2 separate regions of the Homo sapiens genome follow, and region 2 is linked to region 1. The links are chromatin contacts, found by Hi-C or POLR2A ChIA-PET in ENCODE. All regions are on one chromosome and are shown on one strand. Each heading gives the region's core, a stretch centred on a gene start or an enhancer-like site at or near the end of the contact. The rest is flanking DNA. Distances are from core to core; before and after follow the strand shown. Region 1 overlaps TPRG1 (tumor protein p63 regulated 1). Region 2 has its middle 72 kb from the start of MIR944.

Region 1 (6,773 bases), core at 3,778-6,277:
AGTAATAGGAAGTAAATAGTAGTTGAATTAATAAATAGATTCTTGATTCTGTATAGCTACAGAATAAAATACTAGGACCAACAAGTGACAGCTTCAAGAGGAGCTGATTAGAGGAGCTGATTTTCCCTCAACACATTCTAACTAGATTCTACCAGAGTCAGAGAGGCCGAGCAGGAAGCAGTGGATTCTCTTTCACCAGAAGCCTTCAGAGGCTGGATAACCACTTGTCAGGATCACTGGAGAGAAAATGCCTGCTTTGGATGGTCTACTCTTTAGTAATCTATGGCTATTCCATTACAGACCCCAGACCCCATCAGAAATAGAAGAGTCTCTAGCACCACCTTTCTGTAGCTTGGAGTACTTTATAAATGTCTATCCTTGTCTGAGCTGCCTAGTGGACCTACTGATCCTATTTAGTATTGAGCCTTTGTAGAAAAGAAAGAGAGGGAAGGAAGGAAGGAAGGAAGGAACGAAGGAAGGAAGGAAGGAAGGAAGGAAGGAAGGAAGGAGAAAGAAAGAAAGAAAGAGAAAGAAAGAAAGGAAAGAAAGGAAGGAAGAAAGAAACGAAGGAAGGAAAGAGAGAGAGAGAAAGATAAAGAAAGAAAGAAGAGAAGAGAAGAGACTTGGCAGAAGAAGTCTGTGGTTGGGAAGTCAGCTTAATCTTCTACTACTGAGCTGATTTGAAGAACGAGACTTGCCCAGATTTCCTGAGAAGCACTTTACAGACACAATAAGCAACAGTCTCGATGTATATTAGTAGGAAAAAAAAATACACACAAATTAAATCTGAAAGCTCATCAGAAACTTATAGCTCACCTGAACTATCATACTGAGGCCTCAAAAGGAAACTCATCTAGAATCACACAGCCAGTCCTGGCAGAGTTGGCACAAAATTCTGCTGATTACAAGGCCAGAATTCTTTTCATTACCCAATGCTGTGAAGCCCACTATAATATAACACTTAATTATACAGGTTCAGGAATACAAGTCAAAGCAGATCCCAAATATAATAATAGATGCTTGCATTACATATGGGAAAAGCATGCTATAACATGGTTAAACGATGACATGAATAAATTATAAAGGGATTGATTGCACTGTGTTTTTCCCATCAAGAACTAAGTTGTACTCCTATATCATGTGGGACATCTGTGCTGTAAACTATAAAACACATGATTTCATTAGAATCCAAAACAAATGGATTGGGGCATCAGCGCGTATAGGAAAGGCAGAGTGCACAAACACCACATTAGGCTTTTCGATATACCCACTCTTTTAGACTGACCAGATACCAAGCAAAGTAGTTGCTTTTTATCTCTATTTTTACAGATGAGATCGGACTTAGAGCTACGGAGAAGTTAACATGTCATCATACCACAAGTACACAAGTAAATGAGAATCGGGATTCAAATCCACACTTGTTTGGTTCCCAAGCACATGCTTTTCCCCAAAAGATCAGGATACCTCAGTCGTCCATGTCTCTGTAAATGTGTTTAACTTTACATAAGTCACTTTCCCTCTTTGGGTCTTAGAAACTCTCTAAGGTCTTTTCTAGTTCTAGAAGTTCCTCTGATGCAAATATTCAAGACTTGAGAAGAAGTTCTTGTGTAAATTCTATCCAAAAATAAACAATGTAAAACTTACGCATGCACAATACCCAAAATATCTAGATTACTTTCTTTTCTATTTTCTGCTATGGCACATTTATCAAGATTTGTCTGAATGTTGGCACCCACTGAGGGCCTTCAGTAAAGAAACAACATATTCACAGTTCCTTTATGTGCATGTGGGCAAGCTTAAGTTAGACATATACTATATGCAAGACTCTGCAAACAGCTGCAGATGAGACAGGCATCATCATAAACACAGGCAGGAGTCAACTAGTGCTGACAGACAAAGGCCATCATGTGAATAGAGGCCATCTCAACTCTGCACTCAGGTGGGCTGTTTCTCTACCTTTGAGCCAACTGATTTTATAAGATTGCCCATGTATTCGTCTAAAGCAACCCATCCCTTCAAGGCACTGTGTTACAGTAGAAAACGCCCTACCTCACCTAGGAATAAAGAAACCCAGCTCTACCGTCATTTCCCAAGGACTTTAGTAAAGTGACTTCACATTCTAGTGGGCCTCAGTTTCTTCCTTTTTAAAATCAAAAGTCAACCACTCTCCTGCCTTCACTATGAAAGTGTGTGTGTGTTTGTGTGTGTACCCAATCAAATAATGAGCAAGCAAAGCCCTTGCAGATTCCAGGATGCTAACGTATCATGAGCATAAAAATAGAAATGAGATTTAGATTTTTGCTGCTGGCTTTATTATTATTATTATCATTATTTTGAGTAGTCTCATGGTAGGAAAAAACATGTTTCAATGTCATACGGATCTGTGTTTCATCTCAGGTAAAGCACTGGCTAGCTTTGTGGCCTTCAGGATGTTTGTTAATCTTTCTCTGCTTCAGTTTCCTCAGCTGCAAATGGACATAATGGCACCCGATAGTGATGATATTTGAAGTCACAATGACATATTTAAAGAGCCGAATACAGTGTCTCATCCACAGTGGCTATTTAATGCATTGTAGTGGCTACTGTATTAACCACTTTTTTCACATGGCCAGTGACAAACAGTGGGAAAGAAAGGATCTCCCTGCCTGCCAACCCTAGCCCTACCAGCCATTCCAGCTGCATGCCTCACTGGCGTGGGGACCTGGGCTCCACATTCAGTGCTGACTGAGCCTGGGAACACTGCAGCCTCCAGCACTGCCATTCTGAGGTTCCACAGTCTACCACTGGAGCACTTCTGCTGCCACCCAGCAACTGCCCAAGGGAACTGCATGGATTTCAGACAAGTAGAATGTATTTGAAATCTCAGAAGCAATTTGAAAGCCTTTTCCTCATCCACAACAATTTACAAAGGCATGAGGAGTTCAATGCCGGGATGAGATCTAATTCAAAATTCCTGACACGGATATCCAGGCATGTTCCCTCCAATATGGTATAATTTCTGTAAAACCACCTGGACCTTTTTTTTTTTTCTCTCTTCAGCATGTTATTATTATTTTTCTTAAAAGTAGCCAGAAAGCAATTTTAAATTATCAAATTTTATTTCTGAAGATCGGACTTTGAACAACATAGCTAGTTTGTGCTCTCGTTACTCTACAGACAAAAAAGAAGAAGAAGAAGAAGAAGAAGAAGAAGAAGAAGAAGAAGATCCAGAGAAGAGAAAAGATAGCCAACGTCAGGGAGCCTGTTTATGAAAAGTCAAAACTCTATATCTACTCAACCAATGCTCCATTTCCTCCATGTTTCCACAGAGCATGTTCCTTTTTCCTGGTGACATAAAAAGAACAAAACCAAAAAATGCTAGAATTTGTAAATTTAGGTCAATGAAAAAACTCCTTAGCTGTTTACCCATCTTTAAGTCTTACTCTCAGCTTTGCCATGGAATTCTTGACCACAGTCCCCTAAGACCACTGTAAAATGAGGGAGATTAAAGCAAACGCTGAAAAATCCCTTGTAGCTCCAAAAGCTTGTATTTCTTCTCACCTACTTTTATTTCTTGAATTATATTTATAGCATCTTGGAAGGCTCTAAACACATCATAATTAACAGGGTTTTTTTTTCTGCAATGAATCAGAAGAAACAAATCCTCTGCCAAGTATCCCCAGCACACATGCCATTCCTCCAGATGAGTTCTCAGGAAATACACCCTGCACAGCTCCGGGACTCAATACAATTTCTTGAACATGCCTCTTCTCACTTGTATTTAAACTGGCGCACCTAAGTAAGGTCTCCCCTCTATGAAGTGATCCACATCAGCAAATATTATTACAACTCCTAATGCAAAAGGATTCAAAAAGTGAAAAACGAAAACAAAATAATATATGGCTGGTGATTAAAAGAAGATTTAGAAAATCATGGAGACAGAGAGTCACAGTTTACGACCTTGAGACCACACATTGTTATGGAAAATGTATGTTTAGGATGGATTTTTACTGGAGTACCCAAAACATTGAACTTTCACCAAGAAAGTTAGTGATAGTCTTTTCTGCTTATGTTTTGCCTTGTGCCTTTTTTTTCTGTGTGCTTTAGCTCTTGTTTTGTTCTTTTTTAAAAAGAAAAAAAGAAAAAAAAAAACCTCAGGATGTTAACTCTTGTATTTCTAAAGACAGATGATGCCCAAAGAGTTAGAAATTTAATTGTTGAGTCTTAATATCCCATTTTCTGGAGGAAAATGTATGAAATAAGAGGGTTCTCGTCATAGAGAAAATACACATGCTAAATTGACAAGGCTTGAAAAGCCAACATTCAATGTTCACAAGTAGCGAGAACAAAGAGCACCCTAAAGCCTGAAAGATCCAAAGTCTCTAGCTTCCTAGATTCTGTACTCGGTGCTTCAGGTTCCAGAAAAGATTCAGCTCTTTTTTGGAGAACTGATTCCTTCCTTTCATAAAAGCCAAATCTCTGACATACATTCCATCTGCGTTTCAGGATCTTGCTATTACGACGCTAAAGACTAGGAGCCCTTCCCTAGAAGAAATGCAACATCTCTAGCATTGATGAGCTTTCTTGTCATTCAGAGATACAAACTATTATAGAACCTCAAAGTGGGTGCCATCACACTAAATGTATCATAGTGAGTACAGGATAAATTTTGGCGCCCTTCTCAGGCATTCCCCAGCAGGGATGGGATCCTGCCCTCTGCAGGAATTCTTAGGCAACAACTTCCTAAGGAGGTATTTCTCATTTAAATATAACCTCCTGGCAACCAAATATTTATCTGGAAGAAATGGGGAGTGGCCCTGTCCAATCAGGCACCTGGGTTCAGTCCATTACTCAAAAATAACAGGATTGTGGTATTTGGGGAACGCCTCCCCACGGAGATTTGCCAAGAAATAGCTCAGCAATCCCCCATCAGCCACCCATCCTTGTCAACATGCCTCCCTGGGCATTAGAGTGAGTGGACAGCACCGCACCCAAAAATCAAACCCCGGGCATTCTTGGCACAGATACCCAAAGGCGAAGTCAAGAGTGTACATGACAAAATCCTCGCCTGCTGCCCTGTTCATCACAGCATGTGATGTAACTTGATCCTTGCTGAGGATGGTAAGTCCATAAGCTCCAAGGCAATTCTCTTTTCAGAATTTATCTCCATCCAAGTGACTTCCCTCCATTGAATTCCAAGACCATTAATCAGTATTGTCCACAAGAGGGTGATATTCAGAATCTTATATGTAACCTCTCATTTCCACACCAAGATCAGGCATCCAACACCTTTTACCAGGACTGACTCCAAGACCTGATCACACTTTTCTCAGTGCTCCAATTCATCCCACATACCGCTCCCTGTTCTAATCATTTACTCACCATTCACATACAGCAATGTGCCTGCCATATACTAATGTTGTGCTATAGGCTATAAGGACACAAAGATAAGCCTTCATGCTCTGAAATCTTTATGATGTCAGTTGGTCAATCAAAATAAATAAAACCTCCTATCTTACCATTCAACACTGTCCATGAGCATGTTCTCCTCTCTTCCACTACTGTCTCTATTTTCCAGTCACCCAGGAGACTAGTCATGATTACTTAAACAACTTTTCACACTTTCATATCATTCTTTTTGTCATACTCTTCCTCCAGTTTATGAGCCACTTTATAACTCTCTACCAAAATTCTTCATTCTGTTGTCTCTTTAGCAACAGTTCCCACCACTAAAAACGATTGCCTTGTCTATGCTCTCACAATATGTTGCTTACATCTTTATTTTGGGCTTTGTCAGATTATGCTTTATATGAAAATTAGTTTTCTATATATTTACCCTCTTAGTTCCCAATTAGATCTCAAGCTATTTGAGGGCAAGGCCAATGTATAAAGTCATGCATCACTTAACAAAAGAAATACATCTTAGAAATATGTCATTAGGCTATTTTGTCAAGGCTACTTTTGGACACCCTACACAAGGCTAGATGGTATAGCCTACTACAAACCTAGGCTATATGGTATAGAGTATATTGCTCCTATGCTATAAACATGTAACAGCATGTTACTGTACTGAATATTGAAGTCAATTATAACACAGTGGTAAGTTTTTGTATATCTAAATACATCTAAACATAGGGTACAGTAAAATATGATATAATTTTGTGGGACTGCCATCATATATGTGGTCTGTGACCAAAACTTTGTGTGATACATAACTGTATTTTATCTCTCTTTCCCTATAGAGACAACTAGACCATTGTCCTCCATTTGTTGAATCACCAAATTAAAACTATCTCAACTTAACCTTTCCAAGATCTGGGTGCAGCAATATCCAAGTTAGCATAAAGGGGAAAAAAAAAACACAAGGAAAATGCATAATGACGGTAACTATATGAAATAGCTGAAACAACTTTGTAACTAGAAAGATCAAGGAATATCAATTACCTAATATTCTTAGTTATAAGTTATGCTTTGCTCTAAAACCAGCTTCTGATGGTCAATAATAATACAAAATATAACCATAGGTGTTTTAGGGAGCCATTTATGGGGTTTAAGGTCACTGTTTTGTATACTTGCAGAGTCATCCCATCTTATACATGCCTTCAGCTTGGCCTGAATTGTGAGATACCATCTTGTTCCTATGAGCATTTTCACATGTGCTTTCTTGATCACAAAAACGGATCTCCTGTCTCCCATTATTAAGGCTTTGGCTCTCTTACACCAACTCATCATGTCCCTATTCCCACCAGAAAACTGGCTCCAGCTCTCCGTTAGTTTGTCACAGAGTAACAGGC
Region 2 (5,965 bases), core at 2,800-5,299, 630 kb before region 1:
ACTGAGAAGCCAAGTTCGTTCATATCTATCATGAAAACAGAAACACATCTAAGTCCTACAAAGTCTTTCCAGTGGTAGATAATCAAGGAAGCTTTGTTGTGGAAGTAATGTTTGAGGTAATTTTTGAAAGACAAGAAGAGGTAGACTGAGATGGGTGAGAGTAGGGTCGAAGCATTCTGTTGAAGAGAACAGCATAGAAAATGCACAGATACCTGAAAATTCAAGAACTGATTTGTTGAATTCTACAAATAGTTATTGAGTGAAGGCTACAGTAGGCTTCATCAATTAACAACGCAAGGAAACCTGCCTTGTGAAGATTACATTCTAGCTGGGAATGTTGAGTAAATAGAATTGGTTGGAGCATCAGATAATATTAGACTTAAAGGGCAAATTAGTGACAAAGTTAGATAGGCTTTATCCTGCTGACAATGGCCAGTGATAGAAGGGTTATGTTTTCAATAAGGGGCTTGAGGGGCCTAGGTTAGTTGGATGCAATCTAGGGCTGACAGATTTTGGAACGCATACTCTGTCTCCAACCAGGGAAAGTCCACAGAATTCTTTTCTTTGAGGCGTGTGTGTGCAGCCTAAGAGAGTGACCCGCTGAGAACTTATTTTCTGATTGGAGACAACAGTACCACGGAAAAAAAGAGCCAAACTAGAATAGAAAGACTTGCTGATTCTACCACTGACTATAATAGCTTTGTGAACTTAGACATGCCTGTAACTTCTCAGAGGCTCAGCTTCCTCCGCCCTTTGTACTGACAATGTTTGCTCTGTCTATTCCACAGTGTTGAGGAAATAAACAAGATAATTTATATGAAATGTTTTAGGAAACAGTGAATCAGTATATATTAAGAATATAAAGATTTTATATTTATTTATACAATCCATCTAGATCATCAGACCTATTGACAGATACTCTTTAGCTATGTTTTACTTGATTGTATTTTTTTAAATATATAAACTAGAAAATTGCCACTTCTTTTCCCCTACGTTGACGTCATCTCTTCTGTTTCCTGAGAGATTAGAAGAGGGTGTCCCAGCTGAAAGTCATGCTATGAAGGAAGATTGTCATGGAAAATACCTACAGCTGTTGCACAAATCTTTGCTTTTATCCCAGCAATTCCTGTTAGCACCTTTCACAGCTTTTACCTAAATGTTATTAATTCTTAAGGCCTCTTAATTTTAGCTAAGTAATGTCAGTATGTAATGAAAATCCCATTTTCTTCCTTAAATGGTGGCCTACCTCATGGTGAAATGTACATTTCTAGAACACTGAAGCTAGTAGAGGACTTTGAGATCTTTTACTCCAGCCTCTTTCCTCTTAGAGATGCGAAAGCCAAGACCCATTGTGTGAATTCCAGAGTTCTTTAGGCCAGGGGTGTTTGTGGTAAAAACCAGCATGGGGATGAAAAAGAGTAAAGCAAACAGAGTGAGAGAAGGAGTCACTCCTAAGCAGCACTCAAAAGTATTCATTGACAAGTTCCATTGAGAAATAGCAACAGCAATAACAAGGGCATCACTGTGGTATGGAAGAGAGACTTCTTCTAAGTAGAGGTGGAGTTAGGTTGTACTACAAATGAGAAAGGGAAGTCTGGATCACCTGGTTCTTCTTTGCCTTGCTGTGAGAATCTGTATAGTTCCTTTTCCTGCCTGGGCCTCAGTTTTCCACTCCAGAAAATGAAGAGTTTAAACTAGATGGCTCTTAAGTTCCTTCTAGGTCTAAACTTCTGTGATTCATAGAGCTGTGTATTTTTCAACTTTGAATTTCCCACAGTGCCTTGCACATATGAGAGTCTGTCAAAGGCAGCTGAGTAACCCCTGGGACAGGAAGCACAAGGAGATCCCTCACCAAAGCCCATGTGTAGCCTCCACACAGACCTTTGCTGAGCTCCACCTGCTCCATCAGATTCTTTCATTTTCCCAATGTTTACCACCTCTAGTCTCCTCACTGAAGGCACCCAACCCATTCAACATGAGGAGGAAAGACTGGTATTACACAAGAATATCATGGAAATAATTGGAGTGGAGTTCATTTAAAAAAAAAAAAAATTAGTCTTTCAGCCAAGAGACAGGGAAGCACTTTTCCTCAGGGAAGGAAAGAATGCATTACAATCATGGGAAAGAGGCAGACATTCACTTCTCCTGATACTCTACCAAGGGAGGTCAAAGTGTTACAGAGGCTGTGATGATGAGCAAAGACTGTGGTATTGTACCCCAGGACAAGAAATAATGAGGCTAAGGAGATGAAAGATGGAGGAGAGAGCCAGCCAAACTATGTTCTTATGAATAGGATATTATACCAGGGGAGAAGAAGGGCTGTATCTGAGAAGACAGAACTCTATTGATTGCCAAATGCTAACTGAACACTGGCCAGCCACTGGACAGTATTACGCCTTCTGCTGGGCCTTTGGTGAGACTAGGCTTAGCCATGGCTTCCTGTCTTACATGTGACTCTTGAAAGAATCGTGGGCCTTAAAGTGGGGATTGGTAAGAATAAGTGGCAGGTAACCACCTCCAAGGCATGGTTAGAAACTCCTGGCAAAATGCATATAACCGTGGTATCTCATGCACCATCAAGGAAATTACCACCTAGCTAGGAACATCAGGTTTGAGTAGAGAAAGTAAAAAAGAAAATGTGAATGTCTTCAGCAGAAAGGGAAAAGAAAGACAGGCATGGGAATGGAATATTCCAAAGACAACTTTCGTATCATTTTGCTGAGAGTTTGTGCTGCTTATAAGCCAATTACTTAGGGTGACAGTGGGACCCCGAGAAAGCAAAAGATAAGGAAAAGGGATATTGAGATGTTCCTATCCCCAAGCAGTAAAAACAAAAATTGTATATATGCATATATATATTTATATATATATATTTTTAAAAAATATATATATATATATATTTACTTCTCAGTGTCCTGAAAGCCATGTTGAACACCAGGTGTTGTTAGGCAAATATTTCCTAGGGCTTCTTCTGCGTGGGCAAGGTTCACAAAAGTGTTCTATTTCTTAGAATATTATTTCATGACTGCCATTGGATATTTACGGATGTCAGCATTTGTTCTGAGATACCAAATGTGCTGGTACCTGGATGCCACGTAATTCCAGAATTCTTTAGAACGAACTTTCTAAACATTTCCAAAACGCATTTGGCAAGAGGCCCCATGAAATGACACAGCAGAATTTTCTCTATTCATTTCACAGTCCAGAATCTGACAATGGGTTGATCTTTTTGTTCTCTCTTTCTCCTTTCATTCTCTTTTAAAATTCCACCATTTCTGTACTTTAGGGATTGCGAGTGCTTTCAAGTGCTTTCTCTAACATTTAATCATTAGTGAGACAAAATCGTATTAGGAAGGTATTGATAAGTTGGAGAAATATTGAAGACCGCTGATGCAAGCTTAGCTAAAATACAGAAGAGCAGGCTGGACGCAGTAGCTCATACCTGTAATCCCAGCATTTTGGGAGGCAGAGGCAGGAGGATTGCTTGAGGCCAGGAGTTCCAGACTAGCCTAGGCCACAGAGCGAGACCCCATCTCTACGAAAACTAAAATAAATTAGCGGTTTTGGTGGCACACACCTGTAGTCTCAGCTACTAAAGAGGCAGAGGCAGGAGGATTGCTTGAGCCCAGGTGTTCGAGGCTGCAGTGAGCTATGACTGTGCCACTGCACTGCAGAGTAATCAACTTACTTATAGAAGGTAGTCCTAGAATTTCGGAATATTGAACCATATTCAAAGTCACCATAATTTCTTTCACAGAAAAATAATAGCGTTTCCAATTACAGAGCAAATGTCAGATGAGTTAAAGCGCTCACAGGATTCGTTATTTTCTGCCTGGTGTTTCTGATGTCAAACTCTCTCTGCAAAAAATTTTTGTTCCTCGTCCTGTGTCAGACTTTTACTTGAATTGCAAAACGTTGGTCCTCCAGTGTGCTAGGCCTAGAATTCTAATCAGAATCACAAAAGGGAAGTTCACCTGCCAGTACTTGCCACCCACCTGGCACATAGACAGAGTCAGGATTAGTGTAAGGAGTTACAAATCTCATAAATTTCAAGGACACACCCAACATGACTGTAAACCCACAAAGTTAAATTAGTGAACTACTCTTATCTGAGAAAAATATATATGGTTAGTGCTCTATGAAAAACCTTTCTAAAGAAGGAACAAGATTCCCGACACTTTTAGGTCTGCATTTAACGAAGATTAGAGCTTTGAGACTGCTGAATTTTTTCTGAAAACGCTAACCCCATTTCTATATTGGAAGAGTTGTTTCATGCCATCCTTCGGCTTTCTTCCAAAAGCTATTACTGAAATACTGACAAGTTAGGGGTTCAGACCTCTCATCTGGCAGATGTTGAAACTGAAATGCAGAAGATTAAGCATCTGGCCCAAGTCACCAGACTCCTCTCAGTCAAGTGTTCCTTTCACTCTGGATCTTCATATTTCCGTGAAATCTACACATCTGCATAACTTTTTTTGGAATGAGTCTGAAGCACCAGGGGAAAAGGCATAGTGTAAATCAAATTTGGAAGAATGATAATGGACACCAAAGTTTTTATGGGTACAAAGAGGAAGCTAGGAAATCCATACTCAAGGCTGAAAGTGTCCTATGTTCCAGTTTACCTAGTAAGACAACTGTAGTATATGAAAGAGAAAGAATGGCAAAACGGGTAATAACCACTGCCTTCTGCCAGTCTGTGGATGCCCTGACTCAAGATTAAAGTTATCTTTCCTGGATCTAGGAAGGTTCCAATGTCTACCCACCTATGTGCAGGCCTTTATTCCATACTTTTATTTTGCTACTAGGAATACAAAATAAATCAGTATACTAAGGAAAGTCCTTGGGTTACCTTCTTAGATAATTCAGAAACTGCACCCAAAAGCACAAATATGTTCTTGGAATCTCAGAGATTCTATGCAGATTTTAGATAATTCAAGAGTCTTTAATGAACATTAGGTTTTTGGCATTCTATAACAATATTAGATAAATTATTCTAATAATTCTCAGTGCAGTAGTCATTATCCGTATCTTCTGGGTCTAATTAATGCTTTATATTTTTATTTTAGTAATTTTATAAATAACAGAATATATGGTGAAGAATAATTTTATAAGAAATTTTAATATAAACATAGTAAATCTAAAATTTTGTTAATGATTTCAGTGGCACATGTACATGAAATAGAAAATACCTTCTGAATGCAATTAACTGCTCATGAACTACCATGAAATTTGGGACATAGCTACCTTGTAAGTATTGATTTCAAATGCACCTCTGATAAGAAGTTCTAACATCATTACTTCTGATTGCTTTTCTTGTATTTACATCATCAACATAAAACACTTGAACTATTTTTTTTGAATCCTTGATGGCTCATGCCTTTGTTGAAGAGAGGATGACTATGTTCTTCACTCCAAAACCGCAAAATACTTTTTAAACACCAATTAGAATGATTAATCCAATGAGTTAAGTTTCTACCTCATTTTTCTTCCGATTACCTTTGATACTCACCAGCCTTTATTTGTCCACTTGTGAAGTATATTGGTAAATTTTGGTGCACAAGAATCATTAGAACTAAAATAATACTATCGCATGTCCTTTTAGAAAATCGGATGGTCAGATTATTGTTGTAACCTTAAATGGTAAAATTCTTCCTATTGAAGAACTATCTAGATTAAAGTAAGCATATACCCTTTTTATCTTTAAAACTTTATTCCTTGGCCACTGAGCCTTGTGCTTGAGAAAATTCATCTAGGATATCATTACATGAAAACTCAAACTTACACAAGCCATTTCACCATCACCAGAGTCTAGAGTGCCATTGTGTTTTGTATTCATATTCTGATGTAACAATTTTGAAATGCTTTTCTCTGTCAGTTTTAATATCTTTACCATTATGGGGAGAAAATGAAAAATCCTAACTACAAAGATATTGTCTCCTATTCTATACTTTGTTGAAAACTGATG

Evidence for each region. A loop is a pair of places that touch in the nucleus more often than their neighbours do. ChIA-PET counts read pairs that join two places held with the same protein, here RNA polymerase II (POLR2A). Pooled maps may share reads with other maps.
Region 2: a loop to region 1 is called in a map of mammary epithelial cell, with 5 times the contacts of the local background. The contact joins two enhancer-like sites. A Hi-C loop is called at or near these places in 1 of 168 maps with a recorded cell type or tissue (mammary epithelial cell), 3 of 37 single-sample maps with no recorded cell type and 3 of 50 pooled maps. POLR2A ChIA-PET finds 5 or more read pairs at or near these places in 1 of 52 experiments (MCF 10A).

The regions. Positions count from the first base shown.
Region 1 is chr3:189,266,450-189,273,222 of GRCh38, reverse strand. All of the region lies in intron 4 of TPRG1 (tumor protein p63 regulated 1), which reads right to left. Among named protein-coding and RNA genes, the nearest start is that of TPRG1-AS2, 29 kb to the right of the region's middle. RefSeq lists an enhancer at 99-288. Within about 2 kb of position 5,027, at least 2 of the 41 ENCODE cell types and tissues checked have a DNase peak (open chromatin) inside an H3K27ac peak, as active enhancers do; they include mammary epithelial cell, where a contact is called at or near this core.
Region 2 is chr3:189,898,820-189,904,784 of GRCh38, reverse strand. No RefSeq gene overlaps it. Among named protein-coding and RNA genes, the nearest start is that of MIR944, 72 kb to the right of the region's middle. Within about 2 kb of position 4,049, at least 2 of the 41 ENCODE cell types and tissues checked have a DNase peak (open chromatin) inside an H3K27ac peak, as active enhancers do; they include mammary epithelial cell, where a contact is called at or near this core.